4 separate regions of the Homo sapiens genome follow, and regions 1, 2 and 4 are each linked to region 3. The links are chromatin contacts, found by Hi-C or POLR2A ChIA-PET in ENCODE. All regions are on one chromosome and are shown on one strand. Each heading gives the region's core, a stretch centred on a gene start or an enhancer-like site at or near the end of the contact. The rest is flanking DNA. Distances are from core to core; before and after follow the strand shown. Region 1 overlaps C2CD2 (C2 calcium dependent domain containing 2). Region 2 overlaps ABCG1 (ATP binding cassette subfamily G member 1). Region 3 holds the start of MX2 (MX dynamin like GTPase 2). Region 4 holds the start of UMODL1 (uromodulin like 1).

The links. Hi-C counts contacts between places; a loop is a spot of excess contacts on that map. ChIA-PET counts read pairs that join two places held with the same protein, here RNA polymerase II (POLR2A). Pooled maps may share reads with other maps.
Region 1: a loop to region 3 is called in a map of OCI-LY7, with 4 times the contacts of the local background. The contact joins the enhancer-like site here to the promoter of MX2 in region 3. A Hi-C loop is called at or near these places in 1 of 168 maps with a recorded cell type or tissue (OCI-LY7), 17 of 37 single-sample maps with no recorded cell type and 11 of 50 pooled maps. POLR2A ChIA-PET finds 5 or more read pairs at or near these places in 1 of 52 experiments (GM12878).
Region 2: a loop to region 3 is called in a pooled map, with 4 times the contacts of the local background. The contact joins the enhancer-like site here to the promoter of MX2 in region 3. A Hi-C loop is called at or near these places in 1 of 168 maps with a recorded cell type or tissue (B cell), 8 of 37 single-sample maps with no recorded cell type and 13 of 50 pooled maps. POLR2A ChIA-PET finds 5 or more read pairs at or near these places in 1 of 52 experiments (activated naive CD4-positive, alpha-beta T cell).
Region 4: a map with no recorded cell type shows a loop between it and region 3 (3-fold over the local background). The contact joins the promoter of UMODL1 here to the promoter of MX2 in region 3. A Hi-C loop is called at or near these places in 3 of 168 maps with a recorded cell type or tissue (CD4-positive, alpha-beta T cell, CD4-positive, alpha-beta memory T cell and CD8-positive, alpha-beta T cell), 14 of 37 single-sample maps with no recorded cell type and 12 of 50 pooled maps. POLR2A ChIA-PET finds 5 or more read pairs at or near these places in 1 of 52 experiments (CD4-positive, alpha-beta T cell).

What each region holds. Positions count from the first base shown.
Region 1 is chr21:41,920,999-41,924,877 of GRCh38, reverse strand. C2CD2 (C2 calcium dependent domain containing 2) reads left to right here. Exons shown (of 14, transcript NM_015500.2): 3 at 2,793-2,906. Among named protein-coding and RNA genes, the nearest start is that of SNORA91, 25 kb to the left of the region's middle. Within about 2 kb of position 1,631, at least 6 of the 41 ENCODE cell types and tissues checked have a DNase peak (open chromatin) inside an H3K27ac peak, as active enhancers do.
Region 2 is chr21:42,247,156-42,251,134 of GRCh38, reverse strand. All of the region lies in intron 2 of ABCG1 (ATP binding cassette subfamily G member 1), which reads right to left. Among named protein-coding and RNA genes, the nearest start is that of ABCG1, 30 kb to the right of the region's middle. Within about 2 kb of position 1,739, at least 3 of the 41 ENCODE cell types and tissues checked have a DNase peak (open chromatin) inside an H3K27ac peak, as active enhancers do.
Region 3 is chr21:41,359,564-41,363,351 of GRCh38, reverse strand. It overlaps MX2 (MX dynamin like GTPase 2), which reads right to left and starts at 1,325. Exons shown (of 14, transcript NM_002463.2): 1 at 1,297-1,325. RefSeq lists enhancers at 781-1,620, 1,641-1,900, 3,183-3,788.
Region 4 is chr21:42,069,084-42,073,142 of GRCh38, reverse strand. UMODL1 (uromodulin like 1) reads right to left here and starts at 1,826. Exons shown (of 23, transcript NM_001004416.3): 1 at 1,751-1,826. The coding sequence starts at 1,826. RefSeq lists enhancers at 1-137, 138-639.

The DNA.
Region 1 (3,879 bases), core at 382-2,881, 560 kb before region 3:
GTGGGAAGCTTTCTGCAGAACTGGATACGAAAGAAAATGAAATTCTTTCTTGCTCGGGTTGAGGCTCTGAGTCTGTTTTCTTGGTACAATGCTGATTAGCTTAGTAGAGAAGGCTCCAGAGGAATTATGCAGTGCTCAGAGTCAGGGTTGGGTTTTTAAATTTATTTTTATTTTTTATTTTTTACTTTAAGCAGTAAAAGGAGTGGGCTGTTGAGACCAAGGACAGGGAATTTTCTCAGTGTCATGCCATTGGTGCGTGTAACTCATCTGGCCACAAAGCATGTTCCTCCGTAAAGGACTGTTTATAGATCATTTATTTTTAACATGAATAGACAACATTTCTTATACAAACATTTTTTTGTTCTGGCCCTTTGTGAACTCTGGAGATGATGGAAATATGTAATTAACTCATGTGTATCAGTCTTCTGAACGTGGCGTTATAAGAACCGGTAGAAAGAGTTGCACGACTTTCTGCCAATATTGAGAGAAGGCAGGATTTTCTTTTTCTAGCTCTGTGGCATTGAGGTATTTGGTTGTGGATATTGGATGTTGACCCCTGCCCGGGCCTTAGTGCCCAGGTTCCGTTTTTGTTCCAGAGTGGGATGGGCCACTGGTGGGAAGAGCTGGACCCAGGGCTTGGCTGCGGCCAGGAGCCAGCAGATGAGAAAGTACAGGGGAATGTCCTAGCCCTGAACTTGGGGGAATAGCAGGCCCTGACTGAGTAATTATTTTGATAATCTTTCCATTTGGTATTTTAGATTCTGATAAATCCACCAGAGAATTAAAGAATTTTCTCTTCCTGTCCTGTGACTCCCTGCAGTGGAGTCAGTGGTTCTTTTGGGAATGAGGAGGTCAGTCTGACTTACCCTCAGCTCCTGGTAGCTTTGCTTTTTGGCCAAACACTGGCCACCTACGGAACCCCCTTGTGCCTGCCCTGTGGTCCAGCCCACTGTGCCCCTGGCCTCCCCTCTCCTCCTCCTGGCCAGTACACACCTGGCACCTGGCCTGGTAATTATCCCACACGTGTCTGCTTGGCCCTCTGCCCCCGGGAGGGGAGCGGGGAGGGGTCTGACCTCTCATTCTACATCAGCTTCTGTAGAGGAATCTGTGGCAGAAACTAGATCTCTCTCTGTGCCATGGTAGCTGTGAAAAGCACCCCTCTTAATACTGTATGATTATGATTTATGTCAGGAAACCACAGTTTGGTTTATTCCTGAGGTTATTATCTTTCTCTGTCTGACAGTTTCTTCAACGAGCTCATTTTATAATTCTGGTTTTGGTACGGCTGCATAATTTTATAATTGTTTGATACTTTGTATGTTTTTCCAATTACTCCCACCTTTTTGAAAACCATGATCGCCTCGAAATTATTTAGGTGGAAGCAACCCATTGTGTTCTGGGTAATTTAAGAAAACTTTTTTTACTTCTAACATCTATAACTTACTTTCTCTTTAAGACTCATTTTTAGCAAAAGAACTTGGCTAATGGCTTTGACTGTGTATGAATGTGGAAACATTTGGGGAATTAAAAATCAGCTATTGTGGAGAAATAGAACAAGATGATATTTAAAGAAAAAGACTTTGTTGGCCGGGCACGGTGGCTCATGCCTGTAATCCTAGCACTTTGGAAGGCCGAGGTGGGCGGATCACGAGGTGAGGAGATCGAGACCCTCCTGGCTAATGGTGAAACCCCGTCTCTACTAAAAACACAAAAAATTAGCCGGGAGTAGTAGCACACGCCTGTAAACCCAGCCACTCGGGAGTTTGAGGCAGGAGAATCGTGTGAACCCGGGAGGCGGAGGTTGCAGTGAGCTAAGATTGTGCCACTGCACTCCAACCTGGGCGACAGAGTGAAACTCCATCTCCAAAAAAAAAAAAAGGAAAAAGACTGTATTACATGTGGAAAGCGCATGATAACTAGATTTGGTCAAGACTTTAGCTGCTAAGAAAGTCATCAGGAAGCAAAGATTTGAAACATTGTTTCTGGTTTTCAAACTATATTATAGAAAAGGTTTTAATCTGAATATTTATCCAACTTTGAAACTCTAAATTTGTATCCTTGCTAACATATAAAGTCCAGATTATTTTGATATAAAGATGCCTAGGCCAGGCGTGGTGGCTCACACCTGTAATCCCAGCACTTTGGGAGGCTGAGGTGGGTAGATCAGCTGAGGCCAGGAGTTCGAGACTGGCCTGGCCAACATGGTGAAACTTTGTCTCTACTAAAAATACAAAAATTTGCTGGCCATGGTGGCACACACCTGTAATCCCAGCTACTTGGGAGGCTGAGGTGGGAGAATCACTTGAACCAGGGAGGCGGAGGTTGCAGTGAGCCGAGATTGCTCCACTGCACTTCAGCCTGGGTGACAGAGTGAGACTCCGTCTCAAAAAAAAAAAAAAAAGATGCCTATGGCAGCTGAGCACAGTGGCTCATGCCTGCAATCCCAGCACTTTGGGAGGCCAAGGTGGGAAGATTGTTTGAGCTCAGGAGTTCAAAACCAGCCTCAGTAATACAGGTAGAGCCCATCTTTACAAAAAAGACAAAAACAAAAATTAGGTGGGTGTGGGGGCACACCCCTGTAGTTTCATGTACTCAGGAGGCTGAGGTGGGAAGATCGCCTGAGCTGGGGAGGTGGAGGTTGCAGTGAGCTGAGATCGCGCCACTGCACTCCAGCCTGGGCGACAGAGTGAGACCTTGTCTCAAAAAAAAAAAAAGAAGAAGAAGAAGATGCGTATGCACGCGCTGTCCTTTGTTTTGGATACAGTTTTCTCCCTTACCTGTGCCTCCTCCAGGTGGTGGTCTGTCACGTGGTGGGCCAGGCTATTCAGTTCTTGGTCAGCGAGACGCCTGCCTTGGGTGCTGGATGCCGGCTGTACGACATGCGGCTCTCCCCTTTCCATTTACAGGTAAAGATGTGTAGACTTTGCAAGTTATGAGACCCGTCACAGTTCTCAGAAATGTGAAGAGTGAGCATGGTGTGAGTCAGAGGGCTGTAACGTTCATGTTTTTATTAATTATCATTCATGTCATAATTTTCAAACTGTAACCTTTCATATAGGATTTTCTATGTAGGAAATGATCACACACACTACACATTACACACACACACTACACACACACACATACATTTATAATAAACTCAGGGGTTGCCTCTTTCGGGCATTTGAATGAGGCAGGGTGTTGTTGACGGATATGATAAGGCAGGTGGCATCTGAGAGGAGAAAAGTAGTTCTGGTTCCGAATCCAGCGCTGGTTGCAGCTTGGAAACACAGCTGAGTGGCTGCCGTGGGGCATTCCTCTTTTCAGTTTTTGACAAAGTTGATTTAAAAAGAACCCCCTTATTATTTTTATAAGTTAAAAAATTAGTATTACCATTATTCCATGTTTTCATAATAGACATAAGAATAAAGACATATATATAATTTTACACATCTCTATAATTTTATAGAGAGAGACTTACGGATCTCTAATAATTACAATAAGCCCAGTGAGACTTTGGTTGCCCAAATCATCAGAGAGCTGTGCGTCTCTCACATCCGGCCAGATATTCACTGGAGTTCCTCTTTAGCTGGTATTTAAAAATTGCAGATGTCTGGGCTTGTTTCGAGGGTCACTGCCAGTTCAATGCCCTGTTTCATCTCCCGTGTCCCGTGTCCTTGGACTTGACTCCTAATTTGGGGGATGAGCTCAAGTCATGCAGAATTCCCAATCACAAGGGAAGGTGACATCCTGTATGCTTTTCCTACAAAGGCATGGTTTTAAATAGCCAGCACTAACAAGATTTCCTGGCTACCTAAGTGGCTTTTTTCTGAAATCCACCCCGCTAGTTCCTCAGCCCCACTCCAGCAGCACCCCCTTTGAGGGAATTGAAGAGGTGAA
Region 2 (3,979 bases), core at 490-2,989, 890 kb before region 3:
CACTTCCCTCCTGGGTAGGTCACCGACCGACCGTGGGCCTCTGTATTCCAGAGGAGATAGTGACAGCCCTAGCTCCTCACAGGGTATGGTCAGGCAAGTTCATGTCTGCTGGGCGCTGAGCTGTCCCTGTGTTCGTTTCTGTTGTTGCCTTTGTGTTGTGATCCCTGCCGTTCCTGCCAGCAATACCACTTAGTGCTGCTGTTGCTTCCCTTCATGTGTCTGGTGGGTCTCTCCCAAGCCGATCCCTGCGGGGTCTGGGGGCCACCTTCCTATACCCCGCACACACCCCTTGTTGGGCTCCTGACCCTGCCTCCATGCCAGCAGCACAGCATGCCAGGGAGGAAAGGGGTAAGTGCAAGAGAGACAAAGCACGTTTGTGTTATGTTCCCATCAGTGAAAATGAGACTCAGGAATGGCCCACATGGAGGGTACCGCGGGAGAGACCCTGACCTCACACAGGCAAGTTCTGTCCACTGGCGCTCACTGTGTGTGTGACCCAAAGAACTAAAATCTCAATGACCATGAGCGGCCACCAGAGGAGGCCTGCAGGGAGGCTCATGGGTGGCCCCTGACTCATTCCCTGGGAGGTCCCAGCCCTGTTTTCAGGGCTCTCTTCCAACAGGCTAGCTGGACTGTGCTCCTCCACGTTTGGGCACCACTGCATGCGGCTGCCTATCTCTGGGAGCCTGGAGTCCCCCTCCATGCAGGATGCCCAGAGCACCCACGGGAAACCAAAGACCACTGAGGCATGGGGCAGGGAATGGGAAGTGAACTGGGTTTGGATCTGGCTTCCACCCCCTCTATAATGCCTTCAAAATAAGACTGGAAGCACCAAAGTCCCCAAAGAGCTGGGTCCACTCTGCTTGTCCCCTGGGAACATGGCTTCAATGGGATGTGCCACCCCAGGAGAAGGTCAACACGCGCAGCTAGAAACCCTCAGTTCCTCCTCCAGTCTTCATCTCTCCTCCTGTCCCCAAGAGTCCTCAGTGGTTTAGACTTAGAATCCTTTAAACGCCCCCTCCCCCTGCACCCCCATATGTGTTCACACGTGACCCAAGACACACAACACACGGGCACCTTCCTCACCCAGTGAGGACTCTTCATCCCCCTCTCACTTTTTTTTTTTTTTTGAGATGGAATCTCACTCTGTCACCCAGGCTGGAGTGCAGTGGCGCCATCTCGGCTGACTGCAACCTCCGCCTCCCAGGTTCAAGTGATTCTCCTGCCTCAGCCTCCCAAGTAGCTGGGACTACAGGCGTGCACCACCATGCCTGGCTAATTTTTGTATTTTTAGTAGAGATGGGATTTCATCATGCTGGCCAGGCTGGTCTCAAACTCCTGACCCTGGTGATCTGCCTGCCTCAGCCTCCCAAAGTGCCGGGATTACAGGTGTGAGCCACTGCGCCTGGCCCTCCCTCTCACTTCTTTACAGCTCCATACCGTCTTTTTACTTTTTTGATTTCAAACTGCCTTACATTTACAAAATGATGATGCTGATGATGGCAATAGCTGATGCTTATATAGATCTACTATGCCGCAGGGCACGATTCTAAGCTTTCGCATACATTAACTCACTTAATTCTCAACACAGAACTCATTTAATTCTCACCAGAACCCTGCAAGGTCCATATTTCAATACACCCAGATGAGAAAACTGAGGCACCAGAGACCTAAAATAACCTTCCCCAAGAACCATAGCTAGTAAGCAGAAGTGAAACCGACCAGAAACAGAACTTAAACTGAGTGGTCTGGCTCCGGAGTCCACACACAATATGACACTTACTTTCTGTGCAGATCACTTGCTTGTGAGATGTGAGGAAGAAAAATAAATGAATAAATCAATGAAAAATAAATGTGCCCACGAGCCAGCCAGGCGGTAATCTCAGCAACACACCCCAGGCCCGGCGCCCCTCCCTCATCCCAGTCCCCTGCCTTCACCAGATGTCCCCACTCTCTTGAATGGTATTACATCCTTGTTTTTCTCTATCTTGCACCACGTTCGTATTTATCCTTTAACAATTTTGGTGACTTTTGAATGTTTTGAAGTTTTTAGAAAAGGCATCACATTGCATGTGTTCCAGGAATTGCTTTTTCTCCCTCTCCATTATCTTGTCCATGAGATCTGTTCTTGTTGATGCCTGTAACTGTGCTTCATTTCTTTTCTGGGCTGTATAATATTCCACTGTGGACCCATCACAGTTTGTTTATTCGCTCTTTTTTTTTTTTTTTTTTGAGAGAGGTCTTGCTCTGTCACTCAGGCCAGAGTGCAGTGGCACAATCATGGCTCACCGCAACCTCAATCTCCCTGGCTCAAAAAGTCCTCCCTCAGCCCCCCAAGTAACTGGGACTACAGGTGTGCACCACCATGCCCAGGTGTTTTTTTTTTTAATTTTTTAAATTTTTTTATTTTGCAGAGGCAGGGTTTCGCCATGTTGCCCAGGCTGCTCTCGAACTCCTGGGCTCAAACAATTCACCCGCCTCGGCCTCCTAAAGTTCTGAGATTACAGGCGTGAGCCACCGCACCTGCCTGGTTTATTCACTCTTCTTTCAATGAGCATTTGGGTCATATCCAGTCTTGTTGTTGTTATGAACAGTGCTGCTGAGAGCGCTGTATTCAGGTCGAAGTGAAAATGCTGGGCCACAGAGGGTGCGTATCTTCAACTCAGCTTCATGAAGCCAAACAACGTCTGTGGCAGCTGCCCTGCACCCCCCACGGGTGGTGCCTCACAGTCTTCCTTGCTCCAGGGTTCTCTAGTTTAGACAGAACTGCACTTCACTTCGCTTCCCTCCACCACTGCTGTCTGGACAGGTCCCAGGAGTCCTGCAACAGACACATCTCCACTCTCACACCAATCCTCTAATGAGGCCCCTCAGCAACTACTATCTTTCCAGATTTTACAGAGAAACTGGCTGGGGGATAAATCAGATGACGACGGAGATCATGACAATCTTACTGCAGCTTGAACAGGTTTAACAAATAAGCAGAAAGAAACCTAATCTTCTTTATCCTCCTCTCTATGCTTCCTACCACTTTTCTTTTTCAAAACGTTGCTCTCTCATGACCATCTTTGCTTCCTTTTCTTTTGTATAATATTAGTGACCTCAGGCTGCCCCAAGAAAATGCCACAAAATGTGCCGTCTCACCGTTCTGAGGGCAGAAGTTCAAAATCGAGATGTCCGCGATGCCACACTCCCTCCGGAGGCTCCAGGGGAGGGTCCTTCCTTGCGTCTCCAGGCTCTTGCTGGCCCCAGGCGTCTGTGGGCTGTGGCTGTGTTACTCCAACGGCTGCCTCCATCTTCATGGGGCTGTCTCCTCCACATGTCTCTGTCTCTTCTCCCCTGCATCTCTGTGACTTTTTCTTCTCTTCTTCTCTTGTAAGATCATGTCCTTGGATTTTGAATCCATCCTAATCCGGGGTGGCCCCATCTGGACATCCTTAACTTAATCACATCTGTCTGCAAATTGACCTTTTTCTGAATAAGGTCACATTTACAGGTTCTGAGAGTTGGGACATGTATGTACCATTTTGGAGGGTCACCATCAACCCACTACACCATAGTCACCAGTCTAGTCCAAGATCTCCACCCAAATGCTTCCCAGAAAGTCCATTTCCAAGACTGCCCATCACCATACTCTCCCGTTACCTAAATTCTAAACACCACACCTGCTCAGTTCTCCACCGGGTGCCCCCGGGTTCTGCCCCTCTTTGTGGCCTTTTCCAAAGGCTGTGATTTCTCCAGAGATTCTCATCCTCCTCCAATTCCTATAACCCTTCTCTGGGCATTATTCACTGTCTTAGATAACCCCTGCCTGATAGTGAGAGCTCCTTGTGTCCCTATCAATTATAAACTCATTGAGGGACATGCTATCTTTACTTTTTCCTCCCCAAGACTGAGCAAAAATACTTTGCTTATAACAGATAATAAAAGTTTGTTGAATGAAGACAAGATGCTTTTTCCCCATAATGAAAATAGAAAA
Region 3 (3,788 bases), core at 76-2,575:
TCACTTGAGCCCGGAAGTTTAAGGCTGCAGTGAGCTATGATGGTACCATTGCACTCCAGCCTGGGAAACAGAGCAGGAAGACCCTGTCTCAAAAAAGAAAAAGAAAAAAAAATTGTACATCCGAAGGGAGTCAAAAGTGCTTCAGGGGTTGGCGCGGGGCTGGGAAGTAGAGCAGAGTAAACGGAGGAGAGGGTGCGAGGAAAGATAGCTTGGAATCCTGATCTTTTTAAACAGCTAGAGACAACATTCTAAACACAAAATGAGAAAGAACAGTGTTCAAAAGGTGTCATCAAAGCCGAATGGGGTGGCTTACGCCTGTAATCCCAGTGCTTTGGGAGGTTGAGGCGTAAGGACTTCTTGAGCCAGTGAGTTTGAGACCAGCCTGGGCAACATAGAGAGCCCCTGTCTCTACAAAAAGAAATAAAATTAACCAGGTGTGGTGGTGCACACCTGTAGTCCCAGCTACTTGGGAGGCTGAGGTGGGAGGATCCCTTGAGCCCGGGAGCTTGAGACTGCAGTGAGCCATGATCACGCCACTGCACTCCAGCCTGGGGAACAGAACGAGAACTTCTCTCAAAAAAAAAAAAAAAAAAAAAAAAAAGAAAAAAAAACTGCGTCATCAATACCACCATGTCTCCTTTCCGCTCTATATCAATTATAAAATGGACTTCAGCCCCCAGAGTGCAGGCGATCCAGGGTGCAGTGGTCCAGAGTGCTGGAGTTGGCCCCTACTGGCTGGGAACTGGCCACGGTGGGAGCATTCACACCATGAGAACGGAAGAGAATCGGCAAAGGCTAGAAATCAGGCACCACCCTCTGCCCTGCCCCGCCCCATGAGAGCCAATTTCCCAGCATATCACCGTCACTAAGGTTACGTCAGAGCATCACAAATACCACAAAAGAAGGAACACTTGAAACCCTCCGAGACGACTTTTCGGGCACAAAGCTCCTTACTCAACCCCCAGACTTTGTAGGACGCTGAGCAAAGCTGTCCTAAAAACCACCCCTTTGCGTCCACCCGACTTTTGGCCAGATCAGGATGGAGGCCACCCTGTCCCCAGGGCCAGCCACTTCCCCTCCAGAGCCTCTTTGTCTGTGCACAAGGCTACTGTGGGCTGGTGGCAACATGGGCCCTTTCTGCTCCTCACACCAGAATCTTATCTTTGTGGCTCCTGCCTCCCAGCACAAGCCACATTCACCAAGCAGATGTCACGTTACTCAGGAAATATTTTTTAAACACGCATCTGCTGTGCATCAGACACAAAGCAGCCCTCCCTGCACCGGCCCCGCTCTTACCGCTGCACGTTCAGGATGGAGAAATCATCTCTTCCCTTTCCTCCACTTCACTTTTATGTGGCATATGAACCACTCCCTCCCCTGCTCCGTCATCAACAAACAGGGAGAGAAATGAAACTACTTGATCTGGCCACAGAAATGAAACTGAGTTATCAGCGTGCTCTCCAGATGACTCACAGAGTGGTCCCCAAACTCCAGCTGCATCCGAATCCTGGGAGAGCTGTGGAGACGGGGCGGCTGTCCCCCCACCCCCGCCAGAGAGTCTGATCTGTCAGGTCTGGGCTGGGCCTGAGAATCAGCATTGCTAACAGATTCCAGGGGAGGCTGGCATGGGGGCAGCTCAGAGTGGCTCAGTCACTGGAAGGTTCTGCCCTGACAGTGCCATCCAGTACCACCTGTGTGGCTCTGAAATGTGACTACTGCGACCAAGGAACTGGACTTCGAACTCCATGTAATTTGAATGAATAGCCACGTGTGGTTCGTGTATCGGGCCTCACAGATGCACTCCTGTTACAGCCGAGGACATGCTCTCAGGTACATGATCTGGACGCTCTGAGCTGTCCTGCTTAGCTTCATGCCTGAGCCGCACCTGACAAATGTCACCTCTCCCCTCATTAGGTGCGGAAAACCCAAAGAAGGAGGGTCAACAGCTTTCTCCAAGCACCCGTGCCTGAGGTCCCCGCCGCAAAACCAAGACGGTTTTCTTCCCATTGGAGATAAGGAGGCCCCAGGACAAACCCCAGGCTCCGGAACTCAGCCCTGAGCCAGCTGCATGTCATCTTTCTGGTCCTCAGTTACTTTTCACCTGCAAAAGTGAAGGTGCACAACCGCATGCTCCCTAAGGCTTCCTGCTCTGTGACCAAAGTCAAGGAGGGCCAGGCATTCCCATCACCAGAGCCAAGAGGTCTGGGAACCTCCAGGAGGAGCCCTCCAGACACCGGGGAGGGGACCAAGCCTCTCAAGGACTGGCAGTGATGGCTGGGAGGGAGGAAGCAGGCTCTCAGCTCTCCTATCCACCCGTGATCCTCTCCCAGACATCAACACTATACGTTTAAAAAAACTCCTGAGCTCCTCTTGGCTAAGTCATTGTAGTGACTTCCCTTGAGTGCAGGCTTAACTTTACGGAAGATATTTAGAAACTTAACATGTTTTTCAAAACCTTGGCATTAGAAATATTAACACCAGGAGATCATCGTCAGGATCACCTATCCCTGAACCACTTCTCTTCCCAAGAGCCCGGGCGGACAGAGGCTGAGGAGTGAGGGGAGGAATGTGAATCTCAGACTTGGCAGCGTGATGTGACATTCGGTTTCACTAGGAATGTCTTTCACAACAGGGCCTGGGCCGGCCTACTGCTTCAAGGAAGGCACAAAGAAAGGCCTCAGAGAAGCCGGACAGAGGGACACGAGCAGCTCGGGCCAGCTCAGGGGACCCTCCACCCTCTGTCAAGGCAGCATCCCCCTCCTGCACGCCCCTCACCAGCAGCCCTGGGAAGGACCAGAGGTGCCTGCGCATGCAAACTTCAAGGACAGGGTTCTTGCGTTCTGAGCACTAAAGCCCTGAGGGTGAATGAATGTCCCACGCAGCATCCAAGCACAGGGGCCGGGGCCAGAAAAGATGCTGCTGCTCAGGCCTCGGTCACAGCCGCTGGGCGGAGCTCTTCCCTCAGCTCCACATCAGGGAGCGTTACAGTGTGCAGCTTGGTAAAGAGGCGAAGTCCAGAAGCCCCAGTGCCCGCCTCCTGCCCTGGCACGCTGACTCTATGGAAAGCGCCAGCGCCTCTGTGTGCTGATGAAGTTCCTGGCCACCTGGAAGCACCTGCAGCACCTGGAGCCATCCAGAGCCAGCATGCATCCACTCTCCCATGGCCTCTCCAATCACAGAAGGAAAGATCAAGCAAATGCTTTCCTGAATTAACAGGACAAAGGCAATGGTGAAGTGCTGTAGACAAGCAGGGTTCTTACCTGGGGTGTGTCCCTCCCAGCAGAGCACAGGAGCAGCGGGTGCACCTTGGAGTGGAACTCCACCCTGTCATTGTCCGTGTGACCTGGCTCTTTGTTTCTTTTTTGTTTGCTTGAGATGGAGTCTCGCTCTGTTGCCCAGGCTGGAGTACAGTGGTGAGATTTCTGCTTACTGCAACCTCGGCCTCCCAGGTTCAAGCAATCCTCCCACCTTAGCCTCCCAAGTAGCTGGGATTATAGGCATGTGCCACCATGCCCAGCTAATTTGTTTTGTATTTTTAGTAGGGATGGGGTTTTACCATGTTGGCCAGGATGGTCATGAACTCCTGACCTCAAGTGATCTGCCCACCTTGGCTTCCCAAAGTGCTGGGAATTTGGTTGTGAGCCACTGCACCCAGACTGGCTGTTTGGTCCTTAGCCTCTCTGTGCCTCACCAGCCCCACTAGGTTAAATCATCATGACCCTGTCACGGGGCGGGTGTGAGGGGTAACCAGCAGGGTCCACAATGCGTAGGAAATGTGACTCTGATGT
Region 4 (4,059 bases), core at 577-3,076, 710 kb before region 3:
ACAGCTCCTGGTCTCTAGAGAGGTGCCAGGGCCCCACCTGATCGTTACATGGCCCCAGCTGGTCCGCAGCAGAGCCGTCCTGCACACATGCGCACACGCACACACACACACGCGCGCGCGCACACACACACACACTCATCTCCTGTGGAACCCGGGAGATGTTTGCCCTGTTTTGTTTTTAACATTTTATCCGAGGTCACGTGCCATCCCAAGCCTGGCTTCTTGGCCAAGCCCAGAGAAGAAAGCAGTTAGCAGATCCTGCCATCCCGCAAAGACCCACAAGGGCCATCAGAGCAGGAGCCGGGGGTCTTGGATTCCGGTCTCAGAGATGGGAAAGCCTAATGCTCTGGGGCCAACAAGAGTCCTGGGGTCAGATGGACCTGTGCTCACACCCAGGCTCACAAACCCCTGTTGCATGATTGCGCCCATGTCATGCCCTCCCAGTGCCCCTCTCTTGTCATCTGTGAAATAACAGCCATGTCCTGTGGCTGCAAAAGGCTGAAGTGGGGTCATGCCTGTGAAGGCAGTGCTGGCACACAGGGAAAATTCGGGGCGACCACGTGTGGGGTTGCTGAGGTTCTGCCCCGTGTCCTCATATACAATGAGGGGTTCTGGAAACACCTCCTAAGACCTTCTCCAGCTTCCCAGGATACCCACCCATTATGCATCTGAACTGTGGGGTCTACACATTACCTGTTCCAATGGGAAAATCCATTTCACAAATCACAAAGCAAAATCCTGCTTCTGGGTGAAAAACGTTAAAGTAGTACAAAAACATAGTTGATTTTAGAAACAGAATGGATTCCTTTAAATTTGTAACTGAATATGACAGATTTTAAGAGGAAAATGATTTTAAAATTCCGCAGTCCCATTTCCCTGGATTCTGGGGTTTCAGAACTCCCGTGTGTTTTTAAGAAGCTGCCCTGCTCTCCGCATGCCTGGGAAAACTCCGGACAGAGCCCTGGTGCAGCCTCTGGCTCCTGTGGTGACTCTGCCCTGTGAGCTGTGTGGCCTGGGCAAGTCCCTGATCCATTCTGGGTCTCCCTTTCTTTTTTGTTTTTGTATTGTGGCTTTTTTTGTTTGTTTGTTTGTTTGTTTGGGGGCTTTTGCTCTGCCGCCCAGGCTGCAGTGCAGTGGAGCAATCTTAGCTCACTGCAGCCTGGACCTCCCAAGCTCAAGTGATCCTCCCATCCCAGCCTCCTGTGTAGCTGGGACCACAAGTGTGCACCACCATGGCTGGCTAATTTTTTTTTTTTTTTGGTACACATGGGGTCTCATGATGTTGCCCAGGCTAGGTCTCCTTTTTTTTTTAAATCTGTAAGTGAGGACTTGAATGCACCAAGGTTCAGGAGACCTTTCTTCTGCGTCTGTAGGAGCTCACTGTTCTCAGTGGGATCTGAGGACCCACAGCATCTGCATCACCCACAGACATGTAGAGTTCCAGGCCCTGCACCCCAGACCTGCTGGCTAAGAATCTGCATTTTACCCCCACGAACGCCCAGGTGATTCAGCAACAGGTTCCCACTGGGGGAGTCCTCTTCCCAAAACCCTACCCGGCACTCCTGCCCCACCTCCACAGCTGCTACCATGTGCGCTTACCAAAAAGCTTGTCCACAAAAGAACAGATGTCGCCTCTCCAAGCAGAGGCGTCCTTGCCTGCCCAGGTCTCCACAGGGGGCTGTCCTCATGAGACCCATGCCAGGAAGCCCCTGTCCTTAAGAACTGCCCATGCCAAGCCCAGACCCCTCACCTGTGAAGCCGCTGGCCTGGCTTGGGCCCACAGCACTGACCAGAGCCAGCAGTGCCAGCCCCGAGGTCCTGAGCATCGTCCGGCAGTGGTGGCAGTACAGGGCTCTGGGCCTCTACCAAGAAGCCTGGGTCTCTGCTACGCCAGGGCTCATAGGGGCCTGAGCTGCCTGGACCTGGAGAAACGGCCTTTCTGTCCCCTGTGCTGCTGCAGGTGGCAATGACTTCAGAGGAAGCACCGCTGGGAGCAGTCCCTTATGCCTGCTCGTTAACACCCACCATTGCCATGGCCGTTTCCCTGGGGGCTCCTGCGTGTCACAGCCTATTCTGCTCCAAGCAGATGGCATCTTTTAGGAAAGGTGAGTACCCAAAAGCCCAGACCGCATCGCTGGATCCCATCTCGTTGTTACGCAGAAAACACATTTGAGACTCATATCTGAGTCTCTCCATCAACACGGAGTATTCTCTTACCCTATCGTTCTGAACTGGCAGAAGAAAACAGCATCAAATCAAAGTGGAACATCACGTTCAGAAAAGCGTCCTTCACACGGTTCCACAATGCACTTCAAAAGTCACAAAAATGTCCAGGTGCTTTGACCCAGTCCTCTCCTCCCGGAGCTTGGGCTGAGAGCACGAAGCTGTGGTCACAGGGATGTGCATTACCTATTATGACTTAAAGTGGGAAATTACATAATTGGACAGCCACAGGAGAGTGGGAGAGTAATTATTACAGAGCATCTGGATGCAGCATTACACGGGCGTTGAAATGCTCACCATGAAGTTTTAGTAGCACAAACAAATACTTAACAATGTGAAGTCAAAACAGCAACGCATGCAATTTCATCTCCATGAAAGTGACAACTCTGTACAGTTATATAAGCATGGAGAAAACTCCAGAAAGGGCCCTGGGACAGGAAGAAAACATTTTGAGGAGTGATAAGAATACAGGTGATTAATGTTTTATTTCAGTAGTCATCATGGTATATGTGAAGTAGATTTCTAAATCTCATGTTAAGTTCTTTCTAGCTCATGATGTTTTCATACTGCACCGTTGATTGCCTCTCACTTCTTAGTGTTGACTGCTGAAGCCCAATTTTTAACATTGGATGAAGAAGATCTTGTTGATTTTACTGAGGAAACATTCAGATGAATTAACAAAGATTCACGTTGGCTGCATGGTTCGGGAGCATAATTCCCTGGTGTTCTAGATACAAAACGATTCCTCCAGAAGGGACCTTCTCGCCTAACTCCCGCACCAACGTTGCTACCTCTTTTATTCTCTGTAGATTAATCTCTGAGATGATGAACTGCTGCATTTGCTTGGCTAATGACTAAATGTCAGATGCCATGACAAGAATACAAAAAGGAGGCTGGAAATGATCTCACAGCAAAGGGGCTGCGTACAACGGGTGTCCTTGGAACACAGCAGCTTTTATAGAAAACCAAAAGCTTCACACAGAATTGGCTCATTAAAAAACGTTTTCATACGAAAAGAATAAATGTTAAAGCTATTATATAATACTCAAGGAAGTGAAATTTTATTAACACTAAAAGAATAAAAAGTATTATGATTTAAGTAAATCTGAACATTTTAAAATGCAAGATGAATTTGTATTATCTTGTATATATCATCTCAAAATGTTTGCTACTATAATGTATGAATGTCTATAAAATATCAAGGTAAATCAGGGATAATATTACAGGTTAAAACTCAAAATTCGTCTGGTGCACTGTTGTCTCTCATCTTCACGATTGCCCTATGAAATAGGTCCTTTGTCCCTATTATATAGGTGAGAAAACAGGTTCAGAAAGGCCACACAGCCAGTAAACAAGAGATTAAACCCAGGCTTGTCTAAGCCTCAAGCCGCAGTTCTTCACACTCCACTCCACTGCTGGTCTGTCATGATTTAACCACAGACCCCAAGACAGGGGAACAAAATCAAGACATTTTACCAGTTGAGGACTTCATAATAATTTATAATCATCCATAAAATGTCATTGTAACATGCTGTCTCTTTATATTAAAATGATTAAAGAAAAAAATCCCAAAATTAACAGTCTGTTTCTAGCTTGGTGTCTCCTTCAACCTCTGTTTTATTGAGGCACAATGAAAGATACCCCTGCTGTTTGTGTGTGTGTGTGTGTGTGTGTGTGTGTGTGTGTGTGTTTCTGTCTGTGTTTTGTCCATGGAAGGCATTTTTCTCCAGTTATCCTTTATACATATTTTCCTGCATGATGGCCGGAGGGATTTTTCACATTTGCCCTGTCCATGTAAACACTCTGAGGAGAAAAACAACCCCATACTGTAACCCA